Linked DNA regions of Homo sapiens: regions 2 and 3 are each linked to region 1. Evidence: chromatin loops called from intact Hi-C (ENCODE). Cell type or tissue: GM12878. All regions are shown on one strand. Each heading gives the region's core, and the rest is flanking DNA. Links, peaks and the distances in the headings are about the cores only. Region 1 overlaps SLC10A7 (solute carrier family 10 member 7). Region 2 overlaps ZNF827 (zinc finger protein 827). Region 3 has its middle 80 kb from the start of LINC01095.

Evidence for each region. Hi-C counts contacts between places; a loop is a spot of excess contacts. Peaks named below come from ENCODE experiments on the same cell type or tissue, not always from the same donor. Only the 100,000 strongest peaks of a DNase experiment are listed, where the experiment ranks them.
Region 2: it touches region 1 in a loop (3-fold over the local background); 1 of 110 quality-filtered maps calls a loop at or near these places.
Region 3: it touches region 1 in a loop (3-fold over the local background); 1 of 110 quality-filtered maps calls a loop at or near these places.

Annotation. Positions count from the first base shown.
Region 1 is chr4:146,270,816-146,275,815 of GRCh38, reverse strand. The region is part of intron 10 of SLC10A7 (solute carrier family 10 member 7); the gene reads left to right. Among named protein-coding and RNA genes, the nearest start is that of REELD1, 59 kb to the right of the region's middle. RefSeq lists an enhancer at 2,066-2,275. In GM12878, for the core only: no CTCF peak of the experiment used is centred there; DNase peaks (open chromatin) are centred at 319, 2,025, 2,375, 4,215 and 2 weaker places; H3K4me3 peaks cover 1,657 bases; H3K27ac peaks cover 5,000 bases.
Region 2 is chr4:145,806,137-145,811,136 of GRCh38, reverse strand. The region is part of intron 8 of ZNF827 (zinc finger protein 827); the gene reads left to right. Among named protein-coding and RNA genes, the nearest start is that of C4orf51, 130 kb to the right of the region's middle. RefSeq lists enhancers at 2,535-2,724, 1,954-3,153, 3,581-3,800. In GM12878, for the core only: no CTCF peak of the experiment used is centred there; DNase peaks (open chromatin) are centred at 2,626, 2,976 and 3,728; H3K4me3 peaks cover 1,557 bases; H3K27ac peaks cover 4,105 bases.
Region 3 is chr4:146,038,648-146,046,125 of GRCh38, reverse strand. No RefSeq gene overlaps it. Among named protein-coding and RNA genes, the nearest start is that of LINC01095, 80 kb to the left of the region's middle. In GM12878, for the core only: no CTCF peak of the experiment used is centred there; no DNase peak of the experiment used is centred there; H3K27ac peaks cover 525 bases.

The DNA of each region.
Region 1 (5,000 bases), core at 1-5,000:
TACTAGTGTATGTTGAGTTTAAAAAAAAAAAAAAACTTCTATGGGGGCAACAACTTACTTTCATTAAAACCTGCTGGCAAAATTATAGTAGTACAGCTAAGCTTCACCTACCTTAAACTTCCTTTGGCCTTGTCTGCTGGAATACCTTATCTCCTGCTTATACCTTATCTGCTGGAAAGAATCCAGAACTTATACATGACCAGCTTGGTGTAGGTCACTTCCCATAAATACTTTGTGGGCACCAGCTCACATGACTTCCACAATCACACTAGATAAGGGAAGTTCCCAAGTGATCCATGACTTGCCCAAGTCACATGATGCCAAGTGGCAGAGCCAGAAATCAAGCCCAGGCCTAGCTATTAGCCACCATGCTAAGCTGTAGTGAGAGTTCTGCAGAAAGAGCCCTGTGCTGTGAAACATCTCAACCCTGTGGTCCACTGGCTATGAAAAGTTCAGACTAGATGATCTCTGGGGCTCTTCTAGCTCTACTATTCAGTAATTCTGATTTTGAAGGGCTTAAGTATGTAGCTTTAGAATCTTGAGCCCTTTGGATGGACACCATAGACCAGCATTTCTCAAAGAGTGATCCTCAAAATTATAGCACATTGTTTCTTAAAAGAAATAAAAATTTAAAAACAAAACAGATTTGCTCAAGCCTACTGATTCTGAATTTTAAGGATAAAACCCTGATGTCCGACACATGTAACATATTTCAAAAGAGGGTATCATGCACATTAAAGTTTGAAAGCCACTCATTATTGCCATCTAGAGTCACCTCTCAGGTTTCAGATGTGCTAGCTCATGTACCCAGATTCTTAGGAAGCTTTGATCTAGCAGAATATTCAGTCAGGTTTTGTGTAGGTGCATTTTGATGACAGTAGGAACCAGTTTCAGTCAACTCTGGGTGGTTGGTTGTTGTTTTTCTTACTTAAGACTGGCCACAATATACCCCACTTTGAAATACTTTATATTCCATCATCAGCCAAAAGAATATCCTTATGACATAACTACTTATGACATACTACTAAGTATTGTATAATAATAAGCAATCATTTAAAACAAATGCAGTAGGCCCGGACCCTAATTTCCAGGAATCACCTTCTTCCTCATTCCATGGTTTCAATATATGATATTGTGGTCCTGTCTAGGAAGGATAAAAACCTGGCTCCAGTTTTTCTAATTTGTAGCTGTGGTTACCACATTTTGCCTAACTTCGAATGTCCTTTTGAGTTTCATTTGTATTAATCTGGTTAAACAACAGTATTTGGATGTAAAAGTATGCCAGTATTTTATTAATATAAGGTATAATCTAGGCCAGGCACGGTGGCTCATGCCTGTAATCCCAGAACTTTGGGGGGCGGAGGCTGGTGGATCACCTGAGGTGAAGAGATTGAGACCATCCTGGCCAACATGGTGAAACCCTGTCTCTACTAAAAATACAAAAACTAGCCAGGCGGGGTGGCAGGCACCTGTAATCCCAGCTACTTGGGAAGCTGAGGCAAGAGAATCACTTGAACCCGGGAGGCAGAGGTTGCAGTGATCCAAGATCATGGCACTGCACTCCAGCCTGGGTGACAGAGTGAGACTCCGTCTCAAAAAAAAAAAAAAAAAAAAAGTATAATCTGAACAAAAGAGAACCACCCATTTAGTGCCCAAAATACCTAGCACTCCCTCCAGAAGCAGCTTGCTTTCTTTAAGATCATGTCTTCCTGGCAAGCTGAGGGCAAAACTGAAGCATATTTAAAATAAATTCAGAATGCCATTTGAAAGTTATCCTTATATAAATCCCTTTATGAAAGGGGACCTAGGTGATTTTTTTAAAACTCTTACAACACAATTATTACTGTAGAAAGATTTTTTTAAAACAAAGAACAGGAGATGGAATCACTGCTTCCCAGAAGTCAGTGTTCTGAAAGGGGCAGTAGACCAAATATGATCATGAGCACTTACCAAGAATACAGGGCTTGTAAACAGATGAGGCCAGTGGGAGTTTGGGCAGCATCGGCGGGAGGGAGTTTCAGTTCCCAGGGCAGTCCACAGCATCACCATCTGCAGTGTTTTAGAAGTGCTGCACACCTCATCCTGAATGATCTCAGTGACAAGCCCCTCCCTGGCCAGTCCTGGTAGACTGCTAAATTTGAGCCCCATAATACTATTTCATAATGCTACTTCTTATAATAATAATAACAACAACAGCAACAATAATAATCCTAATAGCTATCATTTTGGGGATGCTCACTCTATGCCAGGTACTATACTAGGTACTTCCCATACACTGTCTCACTTGAAACCTCTAACCACCCTTCGAGATAGTTATTTTAACCTCATTTGAGTCAGATGTGGAAACTGAGGGGGGTTAGGGTAAGATCATCTGCTTATATAGCTGGTGGGTGGTACAGTGAGGATTTAAACTCAGGTCTCTAATTTCAAAGCCCACGTCCTTTCCATCACACCACCCAGCCCTCTAGATGTACCTATGAGTGGCGTGTTAGCTATCTGATGCTTGCTCAGCCTGAGTGATGGAGCAGGAACAAGAGGGGCCAAGTGCTTGCATGTGTCAGCTTCATTCTAGCTAAGCTCTACCTGCAGTTGTCACCTACAGCTCAATGGCAAGGAGACATGAAAAATCCCACATATTGTACAGTGGCACCTCACAGTATATTGAATCCTTGTCACTGCGCTTCCTAATGACAGCTCTTAGCATTAGAAGCTTTTAATTCCATAGTTTCCTATTAATTTCAAACTAAAAAATACCTTATAATAGAGATGGCTCTAAAGAGATTAATTTTACCCATTAAAAATCAACTCACATGCCCTCAGTGCTCCTGAAAGGGGAATTCCAAAGTAATGAGGGGCACACTTTCTGTTGTTCTGGAGCTTGTCCCTTCTGATGAAGACTTTGCCACATCCAGAAGACCAGAACAGCCTGTTTCCTGGAAATCCCTGTTCATCTGTGCACTCGCTGTCAGTTGCAGAGGGATTTGTTTATTATTATTATTAATATTTAGAAAGTTTACCTCTAGCAGTACTAAAATGTGCATCACAAAACAACACTCATTTACTGCGTTTGAAGTGAAGACTCTCACCCAGGAGAGCCCATCCACTTAAAGTTTGTATCTCTCAATTTCAACTTGCAAACAGAGATCGATAAAAAACAATTGTCCTTTCAGAGTTGCATCTCTCCAATTATTTATTTGGTCATGTCTCTTCCTAGAAGTTCTCTTAATTGAACCAGACACTAGAAACCAGGTTGAGTGTCTTTAATGACAGCCCGCTCCATGCTTCTTTGCAGTAAAGAATACATGAGCCTACAGCTGCAAAGCAAGGGTAACAGTTTCCCCTTGTATGTCCCCATTTACAGCCCCATCCAAACAACTCCAGCCAGAAATTAAAGTTAGCTACCCACTTTTTCAAGCTATGGGGTACCCAGTAGGTTTTTGACAAGTTACCCTAGGGGCAGGAGGAGATATAAAATTGGACACAACTCAAAAGATTCCTGGGCCCCAGGAAGCCAGCTGATTTGGAATGTCATCTGTACCGAAGCTGAGCATGTTAATGAAATTGTAGCTGTGACACTTCCCAGGGCTGCCTTTGCTACAAGTTTGCTCTATACAGTGCCAATGAAAAGATGCTTTTAAAACATAATCTACATCATCCATTCATTCATTCAGCAAGTGTTTATTTGGTACTTACTATGTGCCCTGCTCTAGGCTGTAGGGGGACAGCAGTGAACAAAACACCAAAAAAGTTCTTGCCCTCATCTAGCTTCCAAAATTTCTAGTGGGAATAAGCAGACACTTGAATATACAGGACATCAGATGGTGGTAAGCAATGGAGAAAAAGAAAACCAGAAAGGAGAATCAGGAATGCCAGGGTGGAGATGAGAAGGTTTCAGCCTTAAAGGGCACATTGGGTCAAAATACCTGAAGGAAATAGGGAGCAAGCCTGTGGATATTTCGGGGAAGGAGATTCCAAGGAGAAGGAACAGTGAAGGCAAAGACCTGAGGCAGCAGTGCGCTTGGCATGTTGGAGGAAGGAGGAGGAAGCTCACCTTGGGAGCAGAATGAGTGAGAGATAGGAGACCGGGGAATGGTAATGGGAGAGGGGCCAATAATATTGTGTTAGGCCTTATTGGCCATTGTAGGGACTTGCCTCTTACTCAGAATGAGAGGGGAAGCCATTGGGGGTTTTGAATTGATGAGGGACAAGATCTCACTTCTACTTTGAAAGGATCCCTATGGTTGTTCTGTTAAAAGTAGACTGGGGTTTTGTGGGAAGGTGTGGCAGTGAGAAAGGAAGACTCAAGAGAGAGGCTTTTATCCAGACAAGAGTTTAGGGTGGTTTGGTCAAAGGTAATAGGGGTGGAAGAGTTGAGAAGCTTTGGATTTGAGATCCATTTTGAACACAGAACTAATAGGAATTGCTGGTGAATTGGATATGTAGGTAAAAGAAAGGAATTCAAGATGTTTGGCCTGAGGGGTGTAAGGATCCATTTACTGGCTTAGGGAAGACTGCAGAGGAGCAGATGTTAGTGGTTGAAAGTCATGTGGGAACAGATCAAGAGTTTGGATTTGCACATGTGAAGTTTGATATGTCTTTTTGACATCCAGTGGAGTCTGGAATCCTGATCCAGGCTGAAGTTTGCAGGCTATGGATGTTATTTTAGACTATCAGATTGGATGAGATCACTAAGGGAATGTGTAGAGAAAAGAGCTCCACGGACTGAGAACCTGAGATTCTCCAGAGGACAGAGAGGATATGGAATTATTTTAATAATGAAATGATATGAAAGTCTAAATCAGCCAGACCTATAGACACCCAAACTTGCAAGCCCGTATTCTTCTCCTATCCCACAAGGTTGAAGTGAACATTAAATCACAAAGCAGATGTGAAGACACTTTGAAGTATTAGAAGAAGAGTCTGGCAGTTATTTGGTACCGCCCATGTGCTAGGCACTGCATTAGGCACTTAATTTGCCTTATTAATGCATGTAATCTTTA
Region 2 (5,000 bases), core at 1-5,000, 460 kb after region 1:
GCCTGTAATCCCAGCTACTCAGGAGGCTGAGGTACGAGAATCACTTGAACCCAGGAGGCGGAGGTTGCAGTGAGCCAGGATTGTGCCACTGCACTCCAGCCTGGGCAACAGAGTGAAACCCTGACTCAAAAAAAAAAAAAAAAGCGAAATGAGTTCTCTTGGTTGCAGAGAAGTATAACACTCCATGTTAGTTTGTGAGCTGGACGTCAATGTCTCGTTCTAGGAATTTAATCTACAAATAGACTTGAACAAGTAACTTTAAGGGATATGGACAAAAATACACTTTGCAGCATAAAGACCTGAAAACAAACTAAATGCACATAGGTAGGAAACCATTTTCAATAAACCATGAATATTCAGTGGGAAACTCCACAGCCATTAAAAAAGAATGAAGGAGATCTGTAGGAATCTCTTTGAAAAAATGCCCAAGACATATTGTTAGATAAAAAAAGGAAACACTGGCTGCTGACAACATGCGTGACATGATCCCATTATGTTTTAAAAAAGAGGCAGTACATTTATGTGTACATAATAGCTTGTATATGCATGGATAATTTCTTAAACTGTGACTGGTGATTACCACTGACAAGTGGAAAGGACAGGGATTGGGAGAAGGGGACAGTAGTGAGAGGCATTCTTTTATTTTTGAGTTTATATCCTTTGTTCTATTTTTTTCATCAATTTACATTACACTTATAATTTCTAAAAGTTAAAAAAGTAAAGTGGGAAACCATTGTGTTCAAGTCACTTTTTTTTTTTAGAATTGGCCTTTACTCATATAATAATTTGGAGCCATAATGAATAATCTCTAGATCAAGTAAACTGCTAAAAATATAAAGCAATAATTCCTAGCCGTCTTCCTTCAGTAAGCTCCCCTAACCAGAAGCCAGAGTTAAATGAGTTTTTCATACAGTTTGTGAAACTATAAAGCAGGTTACAAATCCACATGAATGGTATGATTCCATGATTTGTAAAACGGTGGGCATGCAGGAAAAAAAGAGCAGAAAGAATAAATCTAGAAATGTTAGCTTTTCCTCAGTTTAGTTGGCATGTCAAGTAATTTATACTTATATTTTATGAATTTCCATTTTTATAAGAAGTATATGTTACTTTCATAATCATGTAATTGCCTGATGGGTCCTTCCTGCCTGCTGCACAGACAAAACCAATTCACTGAGACCCTGTTATTGCAGTAAAGAGTTTAATTAATGCAGGGCAGCCTAGCAGGAGGACTGGAGTTATCACTCAGATGAGTCTCCCCAGGAACTCAGAGCCCAGGTTTTTTATGGATAATTTGGTGGGCAGGGGGCTAGGGAATGGGTGCTGCTGATTGGTTGGAGATGAAATCATAGGGGTATAGAAAATGGTCCTCATGTGCTGAGTCCACCTCTGGATGGGGGCCACAGGACTGGTTGAGTCATGGGTCTGGGTGGGGTCAGTCAGTTGCCAGAATGCTGTCTGAAAAACATCTCAAAAGACCAATCTTAGATGCTACAATAGTGATGTTATCTATAGAAGCAACTGGGGAAGACACATCTTGTGACCTCTGGCCACGTGACTCCTGAGCAGTAAGGGATTATAGAAACTACACCTTCATTTTAGAATTCAGACCCTTCTCATAATCCTAGTCTTGTGGACTTTTATTAGTTTTCAGTCTGTGAGCCAGAAGGGCATTAGTTTTAGGGAGGGACTATTATCATCATTGTTTCAAAGTTAAATTATAAACTAAATTCTCCCCATGGTTAGCCTGCCCTAGGCCCAGGAAAAAGCAAAGGCAGCCAGTCTGTGAGGCCAGAAGCAAGAATGGAGTCAGCCATGCTGGACTTCTCTCACTGTCATCATCTTTGCAAAGGTGGTTTCAATCAGAAAACACCAATAAGTTAGTTTCATTTTGAACAAAGGAGAAAATATCTTTTCATACTATTCTCATACTGAATGCTTGACACCAACTCTCTCTGGAAGTTTCTATCATGAGGATATTCCTGGAGCTTTGGACAAAATCCACTTTGGCAGAACCACATTTAAATATGACGCTAGGCTGGGCACAGTGGCTCACACTTGTAATCCCAATGCTTTGGGAAGCCAAGGCAGGAGGATTGTTTGAGGCCAGGAGTTCAAGACCAGCCTGGGCAATGTAGCAAGACCCCGCCTCTGCAAAAAATTTAAAAATTAGCCATGTATGGTCGTGTATACCTGTAGTCCCAGCTACTTGGGAGGCTGAAGCAGGAGGATTGCTTGAGGCCAGGAGTTCAAGGCTGCAGTGAGCTATTAATAAGATCAAGCCACTGCACTCCAGCCTTGGTGTCAGAGAGACACTGCCTCTAAAAAATAAAATTAAAAAACAAGCAAATACATAACTGTGACTCCAGAAAAATGGTAGACCTAAAAGCAGCTAAAGTAAATGGAGATATTTTCAATGAAAATGTTGGGAAAAAATCTTGTAAAGTGGTATTTGCAAAGTAGAACTCCTCTTTAAGGTATCAAAGTGCTTCAGACTAAGGAACACTATTTGAATGTTCTGCGTTTATCTGTACCTACTACCTTCATAATTTCCCCATCCTCTGTTGTATGCACTCTACAGAACCTCTTTCCTATCGGGGCTTTCCAGTCAAAATGACTCATCCAGCTGCAGAATCTAGTTTCTCCGCCCTAAGTATCTAGGAATGAGTCACTCAAATGAGTTGCTTCTTTTTTAACTTCAATGGAATTAGGCTTGAAAGATTCATGATGGGGGAGGGTCCTGGGAAAGGGGCCTGTGCTGAGGTTATCAGGGAAATCAGCTGTATTATAGGAATGGGAAAGAGGCCAGGAAACAGGATAATGAGGGAGTGGGATAGCCTGGAGGTAGAATGATTTATAAAAAAAGATTAGATCCAAATTCTGGCTGTCTTTGTTAGAGTATGGAGGCAGGAATTAATTGGTTATGTGGATTGTAGGTAACCATTTTGTGGCAAGATGACTTAAAAGGTAAGGTGACTCATCCTAATTATTTTTTTTTTGCTCACTAATTTTCTATGTACTGTATAGTCACTTGCACCCACAGAAAAACAAGGGGAAAGTTTACTCAGGAAAAAAAAAAAAATGTGTACTCTTGCAAATGCTTTTAACATGTAGGCAAGCTTTCGGTATGTGAAAGTTATTTCTGACACAATTTTTGGTCAAATTGTTTTTCATTTTTATGAAAATGTTAATTTTTAAAGCACTCTGGTCTATCTCCCAACTGTTACTTTTATCACTCGAAAATGTGTTATTTTAAAAATATCATCACTGGTGTCATACTAAGACTTGCCATGCCTTTCATAGTAATTAATGTTTTTTGTTTTTTGTTTTTTTTTTGTTTTTGTTTTTTGTTTTTTTTTTTTAAAGCAGCCTGGCACAGTGGCTCACGCCTGTAATCCCAGCACTTTGGGAGGCCAAGGCGGGCGAATCACGAGGTCAGGAGTTCAAGACCAGCCTGGCCAAGATGGTGAAACCCCATCTCTACTAAAAATACAAAAATTAGCTGGGCGTGGTGGTGGGCGCCTGTAATCCCAGCTATTTGGGAGGCTGAGGCAGAGAACTGCTTGAACCCAGGAGGCGTTGGTTGCAGTGAGCTGAGATGGCGCCACTGCACTCCAGCCTGGGCGACAGAGCGAGACTATGTCTCAAAAAAAAAAAGCACTGGGACATGAAAAAGAAAAATGAAAGTTATCTTTGGGTGATGATGGGAACTCTGATTGAGGGTTTTAGTTTTGTTTCCCCCTACCACCACCTTGTCTCTCTTCTTCTAGTTTTCTATAATGAGCATGAAACACTTCTATAAAGAAAAATTAAATGTTTAGAGGGAGTAAGATGTTAAGGAACAAAGGTAAGATTCATGGTGCTCTGAGTTAATAGGCCGTAAGCTTAATAATTATGGTTATACACAGGATAGGTCTTTGTCAGAGACTGCTAAACATCTTGTACAACAATCTTGTGTAAACAACAGTGGTCAGGAAAAGACTCCCCAGAAGGTGAAATTCCAACAAATTTTGGCAGAGTCATTTCAGAAACGTTAAAGTTACACATCCTGTAAGTTATTAATAAAGATGTGAAATCCTTGTATGAAATACGACTATGATCACAGTCATTTCCATTTGGAGGTTCACGAAGCTTACTCAAGGAATGATTGAAGTTTGAGGGTGGTTACTTATTTTTAACCTTGCAAGGGAGATTCATGAATTAAATTAATCTTAGGGCACCAGGTGTGATAGAAGAACTGCACGCCATTTTCTCTATCTTGGTTGTTGAAAATAGAGTGTTCAATGGGACAGTCTGTTGTACTGTCTCATTGCATCATTGGTCTCATAAGTATCAGTGACTTAGGTATAATTAATAAAATAATAGCTGCCGTGGGAGGGTATTTTCAGTCGTTATATCAAAATGTATAATAAGCATTCTAATTTCTGTTATATCTGTTTAATTTCCTAACAAAGGAGTTCAGTTAGAAAAAGGATATCAGTGGCTCCTGACAAACCTGTCCTTAACTTTCCCCTTAGATTATTTTCATTCTTCTCTGCCAGTGTCGAAGAATACAGAGATGTTGCAGAATGAGGATTAAATTAAAAAAAAGATCTGAGTATCATTAAATATTTGATGAGCAGTATGAGAAGATTGTGAGGTGTGCATATCACTGGGGTGAAAAGAAAGTTCATTCATTCATGGCCCAGCACAATGTCTCACACCTGTAATCCCAGCACTTTGGGAGGCCAAGGCAGGAGTATTGCTTGAGCTCAGGAGTTCGAGACCAGCCTGGGCAACATGGCGAAACCCCATCTTTACCAAAAATACAAAAAAAAAGTAGCTGGGCGTGGTGGAGTGTGCCTGTGATCCCAGTTACTTGGGAGGCTGAGATGGGAGGATGGTTTGAGCCCAGGAGGCAGAGGTTGCAGTGAGCCCAGATAGCACCATTGCACTCCAGCCTGGGCAACAGACCCAGACCCTATTTCAAAAAAAAAAAAAAAAAAAAAAGTTCATTTATT
Region 3 (7,478 bases), core at 1,136-6,135, 230 kb after region 1:
AATATCTCTGGAAAGCAAAAAAAAAAAAAAAGGCAGGGGTTGCAATCCTAGTCTCTGATAAAACAGACTTTAAACCAACAAAGATCAAAAGAGACAAAGAAGGCCATAAAACAATGGTGAAGGGATCAATACAACAAGAAGAGCTAACTATCCTAAATACATATGCACCCAATACAAGAGCATCCAGATTCATAAAGCAAGTCCTTAGAGACCTACAAAAAGACTTAGACTCCCACACAATAATAATGGGAGACTTTAACACACCACTGTCAATATTAGACAGATCAATGAGACAGAAGGTTAGCAAGGATATCCAGGACTTTAACTCAGCTCTGCACTAATCAGACCTAATAGACATCTACAGAACTCTCCACCCCAAATCAACAGAATATACATTCTTCTCAGCACCACACCACACTTATTCCAAAATTGACCACATAGTTGGAGGTAAAGCACTCCTCAGCAAATATAAAAGAATAGAAATCACAACAAACTGTCTCTCAGACCACAGTGCAATCAAATTAGAACTCAGGATTAAGAAACTCACTCAAAACTGCACAACTGTATGGAAACTGAACAACCTGCTCCTGAATAACTACTGGGTAAATAACTAAATGAAGGCAGAAATAAAGATGTTCTTTAAAACCAATGAGAACAAAGACACAACATACCAGAATCTCTGGAACACACTTAAAGCAGGGTGTAGAGGGAAATTTGTAACACCAAATGCCCACAAGAGAAAGCAGGAAAGATCTAAAATTGACACCCTAACATCACAATTCAAAGAACTAGAGAAGCAAGAGCAAACAAATTAAAAAACTAGCAGAAGGCAAGAAATAACTAAGATCAGAGCAGAACTGAAGGAGATAGAGACACAAAAAAACCCTTCAAAAATCAATGAATCCAGGAGCTGGTTTTTTGAAAAGATCAACAAAATCGATAGACTGCTAGCAAGACTAATAAAGAAGAAAAGAGAGAAGAATCAAATAGACATAATAAAAAATGATAAAAGGGATATCACCACCGATCCCATAGAAATACAAACTACCACCAGAGAACACTACAAACACCTCTATGCAAATAAACTAGAAAATCTAGAAGAAATGCATTAATTCCTGGATATATACACCCTCCCAAGACTAAACCAGGAAGAAGTTGAATCTCCCAACAGACCAATAACAGGCTCTGAAATTGAGGCAATAATTAATAGCCTACCAACAATAAAAGTCCAGGACCAGACGGATTACAGCCAAATTCTACCAGAGGTACAAAGAGGAGCTGGTATCATTTCTTCTGAAACTATTCCAATCAATAGAACAAGAGGGAATCCTCCCTAACTCATTTTGTGAGGCCAGCATCATCCTGATACCAAAGCCTGGTAGAGACACAACAAAAAAAGAGAATTTTAGACCAATATCCCTGATGAACATTGATGCAAAAATCCTCAATAAAATACTGGCAAACCGAATCCAGCAGCACATCAAAAAGTTTATCCACCAAGATCAAGTTGGCTTCATCTCTGGGATGCAAGGCTGGTTCAATGCAAACCAATAAGCAAATCAATAAACATAATCCATCACATAAACAGAATCAAAGACAAAAACCACATGATTATCTCAATAGATGCAGAAAAGGCCTTTGACAAAATTCAACAGCACTTCATGATAAAAACTCTCAATAAACTAGGTATTGATGGGACGTATCTCAAAACAATAAGAGCTATTTATGACATACCCACAGCCAATATCATACTGAATGGGCAAAAACTGGAAGCATTCCCTTAGAAAACTGGCACAAGACAGGGATGCCCTCTCTCACCACTTCTATTCAACATAATTTTGGAAGTTTTGGCCAGGGCAATCAGGCAAGAGAAAAAAATAAAAGGTATTCAATTAGGAAAAGAGGAAGTCAAATTGTCCCTGTTTGCAGATGACATGATTGTATATTTAGAAAACCCCATCGTCTCAGCCCAAAATCTCCTTAAGCTGATAAGCAACTTCAGCAAAGTCTCAGAATACAAAATCAATGTGCAAAAATCACAAGCATTTATATACACCAATAACAGACGAACAGAGCCAAATCATAAGTAAACTACCATTCACAATTGCTACAAAGAGAATAAAATACCTAGGAATCCAACTTACAAGGGATGTGAAGGACTTCTTCAAAGAGAACAACAAACCACTGCTCCATGAAATAAAAGAGGACACAAACAAATGGAAGAACATTCCATGCTCATGGATAGGAAGAATCAATATTGTGAAAATAGCCATACTGCCCAAGGTTATTTGTAGATTCAATGCCATCCTATCAAGCTACCAATTACTTTCTTCACAGAATTTGAAAAAAACTACTTTAAAATTCATATGGAACCAAAAAAGAGCCCACATTGCCAAAACAATCCTAAGCCAAAAGAACAAAACTGGAGGCATCACTCTACCTGATTTCAAACTACACTACAAGGCTACAGTAACCCAAACAGCATGGTACTGGTACCAAAACAGAGATATAGACCAATGGAACAGAACAGAAGTCTCAGAAATACCACCACACATCTGCAACCATCTCATCTTCGACAAACCTGACAAAAACAAGAAATGGGGAAAGGATTCCCTATTTAATAAATAGTGCTGGGAAAACTGGCTAACCATATGTAGAAAGCTGAAACTGGATCCCTTCCTTACACCTTACACAAAAATTAATTCCAGATGGATTAAAGACTTAAATCTTAGGCATAAAACCATAAAAACTCTAGAAGAAAACCTAGGCCATACCATTCAGGACATAGGCATGGGCAAGGACGTCGTGACTAAAACACCAAAAGCAATGGCAATAAAAGCCAAAATAGACAAATGGGATCTAATCAAACTAAAGAGCTTTTGCACAGCAAAAGAAACTACCATCAGAGTGAACAGGCAAGCTACAGAATGGGAAAAAATTTTTGCAATCTACCCATGTGACAAAGGGCTAATAGCCAGAATCTACAAAGAACTTAAATTTACAAGAAAAAATCAAACAACTCCATCAAAAAGTGAACAAAGGATATGAACGGACACTTTTCAAAAGAAGACATTTATGCAGCCAACAGACACATGAAAAAATGCTCATCATCACTGGTCATCAGAGAAATGCAAATCAAAACCACAATGAGATATCATCTCACACTAGTTAGAATGGCGATCACTAAAACCTCAAGAAACAACAAGTGCTGGAGAGGATGTGGAGAAATAGGAACGCTTTTACACTATTGGTGAGAGTGTAAACTAGTTCAACCATTGTGGAAGACAGTGTGGCGATTCCTCAAGGGTCTAGAACTAGAAATACCATTTGACCCAGCCATCCTGTTACTGGGTATATACCCAAAGGATTATAAATCATGCTGCTATAAAGACACATGCACACGTATGTTTATTGCAGCACTATTCACAATAGCAAAGACTTGGAACCAACCCAAATGCCCATCAATTATAGACTGGATTAAGAAAATGTGGCACATATACACCATGGAATACTATGCAGCCATAAAAAAGGATGAATTCATGTCCTTTGTAGGGACCTGGATGAAGTTGGAAACCATCATTCTGAGCAAACTATCGCAAGGACAGAAAACCAAACACCACATGTTCTCACTCATAGGTGGGAACTGAACAATGAGAACACTTGGACACAGGGTGGGGAACATCACACACCAGGGCCTGTCATGGGGTGGGGGAGTGGGGGAGGGATAGCATTAGGAGAAATATCTAATGTAAATGACGAGTTAATGGGTGCAGCAAACCAACATGGCACATGTATATATATGTAAAAAACCTGCACGTTGTGCACATGTACCCTAGAACTTAAAGTATAATAAATTTGTTTAAAAGTTTACTACCAGCAACAACAAAAGAATGTACTATTTGTAAGTTAGACAGTAGTATGTATAGTTTTTGATGATACCATATAAATAGGTTAACAACTTATTTTCAGAAGGGTGTACTGAATTTGTTGAAATTATCAGTTTCCCTATGAGAGAGGGTTTGCAACTTAATGTTCATAGATATTTTTAAATACATGTATAGATTTGCATTACTTAAGAAATGTCTCTGTGTGGATGTGAATATGTATCTGTATATATATGTGTGCATGTATACACACCATATTTATTTATTTGACCAAGATCAGGATTTAATTTTCTCATGTAACTTGAAGACCAAGAGTCAAGAGGAAGGAGACCCAGGGCTTGTTAGAGATTTCAGGTTTATCCATTTCTCAGTATTTTTCTAACTCTCTGTTCTGACATCTGAACACACGGTTTCCATTCTCAGGGTTGTCTCATGGCTGCAAGATGGCCATAGGAGCTCCAGCTGTGGCACCTGTGTTCTGGGCAAGAAGAAGAAGAAGAAGAAAGAATGGGTGCAAAAGAGCACATTGTGGCTCTTTAAAAGGAATCAACCCCTTTTAAGAAGCATTTTAAATTAGCATTGGCAATAATCTAACCACATAGCCACCTCTGTCCACAAGGCAGGCTACGAAATGTAGATTTTTAGTATGGTACATTGCCTCCCCTAACAAAATCAGGTTTCTCTTAGTGAGGAAGAAGGGGAGAAATTGATTGGGGTAAGCAACTACAAGCCTGTGTACAGGCTTCAGTGACAACCAAATTATAAAGAGGGGGATTTTGTAACTATATATTTAAAGATCAACATTATGCCACAATAAACAGTCCTTAACTGTTCAAGGCAATATAAATAGACATACCACAAACATTTTATAAGTCTTCAAAGCTAACTCGTTAAAAAAGAGAGAAAGAAAACAGCCATAAAAATTAAAAACCTAAAAACAATCAGTTTCAGTATGATTGGGTTTGTAGGACAACTCAGTAAATTTAGTTTTAAAAAAAATTCTAGTTTAAGAAGAACTTCAGAAGGGATATAAACTACCCCCTCTTTGAAATTGTATGCATAATTTATGTGGTTGACTATTTTTCTGATTAGATTTCACATAGATCCTCAAAGGAGTAGGTGACCCAGAAAAGGTTAATAACATGGATCTAGGTGTTGTGCCCATTTGGAAAACGCCACACAGCTAGTCTAACTGAACTCAGAGAGGAATTGGGAGTTTGGATGTCACACATATTCTCAGGCCAACAGAAATTCAAGGATGTGACATTGCCTAAGGTAGTTAAGAAAAGTTGAGGGCACAGCCAGAGTCCAGGGACTGGTCAAAGACATGCATTAAACAGCAAAATGCAAAGGCTTTTGGCCTCTGAAGGAGTTGGAATGAACTTTGTGTGCTGGCAAGCCCCACACAGACCCAGCTACGGGGCTGTCCTTGGAATAAGTGAAATCCTAGAGAGGGCAGTGTTTCATTTTGAGTCTGAGAAGCAAGAAAAGAACAATATGGCCCATATGTGTTGACATATCTACCAACACAGATATTTGGCATTTAGTATTAAAACTGTTTATCAAGCCCCTAATGTTGATGATTAACAAACAGAAGCCTAATGTACTGTGTTACTCTATTGATACATGGGGGGAAGAGGACTCTAATCCATCCATCTCATGAATTTACCAACACTGGTTTAAGAGGACTTAGAGATACCTGGGGACTAGAACAAAGTAAATATGATTATTTCATCAAAAGCGTCCCAAAACAAAAAATTAAAGTGGTGTCGTTGTGACACAGTGGTTACCTGGATTTTAAGATACCTGGGATTGTATTTGCCAGGGAAAAAGTGCCACCTTAGGGCTCCATCTTAGGGTGTTAGCCCCTCCTGCTGTCCCCTGCCCCTCTGTGGAAAGGATAAACTATTGTCTAGTTCCAAGATCTCCAAAGTAGGGTGTGAGTGTGCACCTCGCAGGATTGTCAACATCATCATTGTGGTGTGGGAAGAAAATATTCAAACGTTTAAAATGTTATCTTAAAAATTAGGGAAATATGCACTACAAATATCCACTAAATGAAGTGACAGCAGTGCCATTGCTAGGTGGAGATGTCAGATGGTCAGGCCTCACTTATTGGAGGGGACACTTCTCCAGAGGAGCAGGAGCTTCACAGCATGGAAGTGTTGACTGTGGAGTTCCCACTTCCGCTCTTCCAGTGTATTGCGACAGATGGTCTTTTGTTTATGCCAGGTTAAGGGGATGTATAGATCCTAGTATCTAATTTATGTAAACCAACCCTCACAAAATATACAAATGACTTTAAAAGAGTACAGAAAAGAGAAAACGCCTTCTGATTAAAGATTTCACTAAAGCAAGCAACATCAAACAGAACAATGGCAAAGCTGACCTTTGTGCCTGGACAAGGTCTCTTCGCTACTCACAAGACAATGACAATCTAATTAGATCTAACAAGAAGATGCTCTCACCAAACTGCAAATGTCAAGAATAATACCAGAATACGGAAATGTATCTACAGTCATACACCTAGATTTCACTTTAGGTGTGTTTATGTTGTGTCTGTGGCATGTCTTTTGCAATTATGACAGCCATTAAAACTAATAAGAAACAAACAACTGAAAAGCAGGCCTTTGAATTGCTGTGTCACAAATGTGAAACTACAATTTTCAAAAAAAAAGAAGGATCTTCAACCACACTGCACTGGTTTAAAATGGCATTTTTAAAGAAAAAAAGTATGCCATGAATAAAAATTAATAAGTATTTTCAAATATTATTTATTTCAAATTTAGCACATCCTTTAAGCATACCTATTTTGTGTATGTTTGATATATATAATATATTGATACAGCAACACATGTGTAAGACAAAAATATAAATATAATACATAATTCTGAGTTGCTGCTCAAAATTTTATTTACTATTGGCTTATAAAATCAAAAACGTTTAGAAACCACTGCTAACAATAATCATGGGTGGTAGTGATTTATTCATTAAATGATCTAATCCTTGTCAATTTAGTAATCCTTCTGGATGACTTAATGCCTTAACCCAATTAAAATATAATCTTTCCTTTCTCCAAACTCTCACAACAGTGTAACTTGAAAATTTCTGTAACTTTTTACTAATTATACTTCACACACTTTTCTTGCGTTGTAACTACTTGAGTAGACATATGGTTCTCCCTGTTGACTTGAGGGAAAGCTCACTGAAGGCAGGAATAGGATTTGAGTCATTTCTGCTTAATTATTTACCTCCCATAGCACTTATCGCCTAGGAGATGATCAGCAAAAATTTATTTGGAAGTTAAGAGAAAATGAGTATGTATCTAGAAGTCCTTCAGGACTAATGATCGTAATGGGAAATTTCATTATTTGGCAAATTATTGAGGTCAACCACTCAGCACTGTGTCTTACCCAGAGTGTTATCTGCATAGGAGATGATTTTTTCTCATCCTCTAATCTTACTCAAAAGTATGCTCATTTCTGCTCAGAAACAAAGTGGTAATACATTTAGATACTTGTGGCTTGGAGATACCTAACTCATTTTTATATGTTTCCATATTAAATTATTGCATCAGGCACAATGTTCCATAGT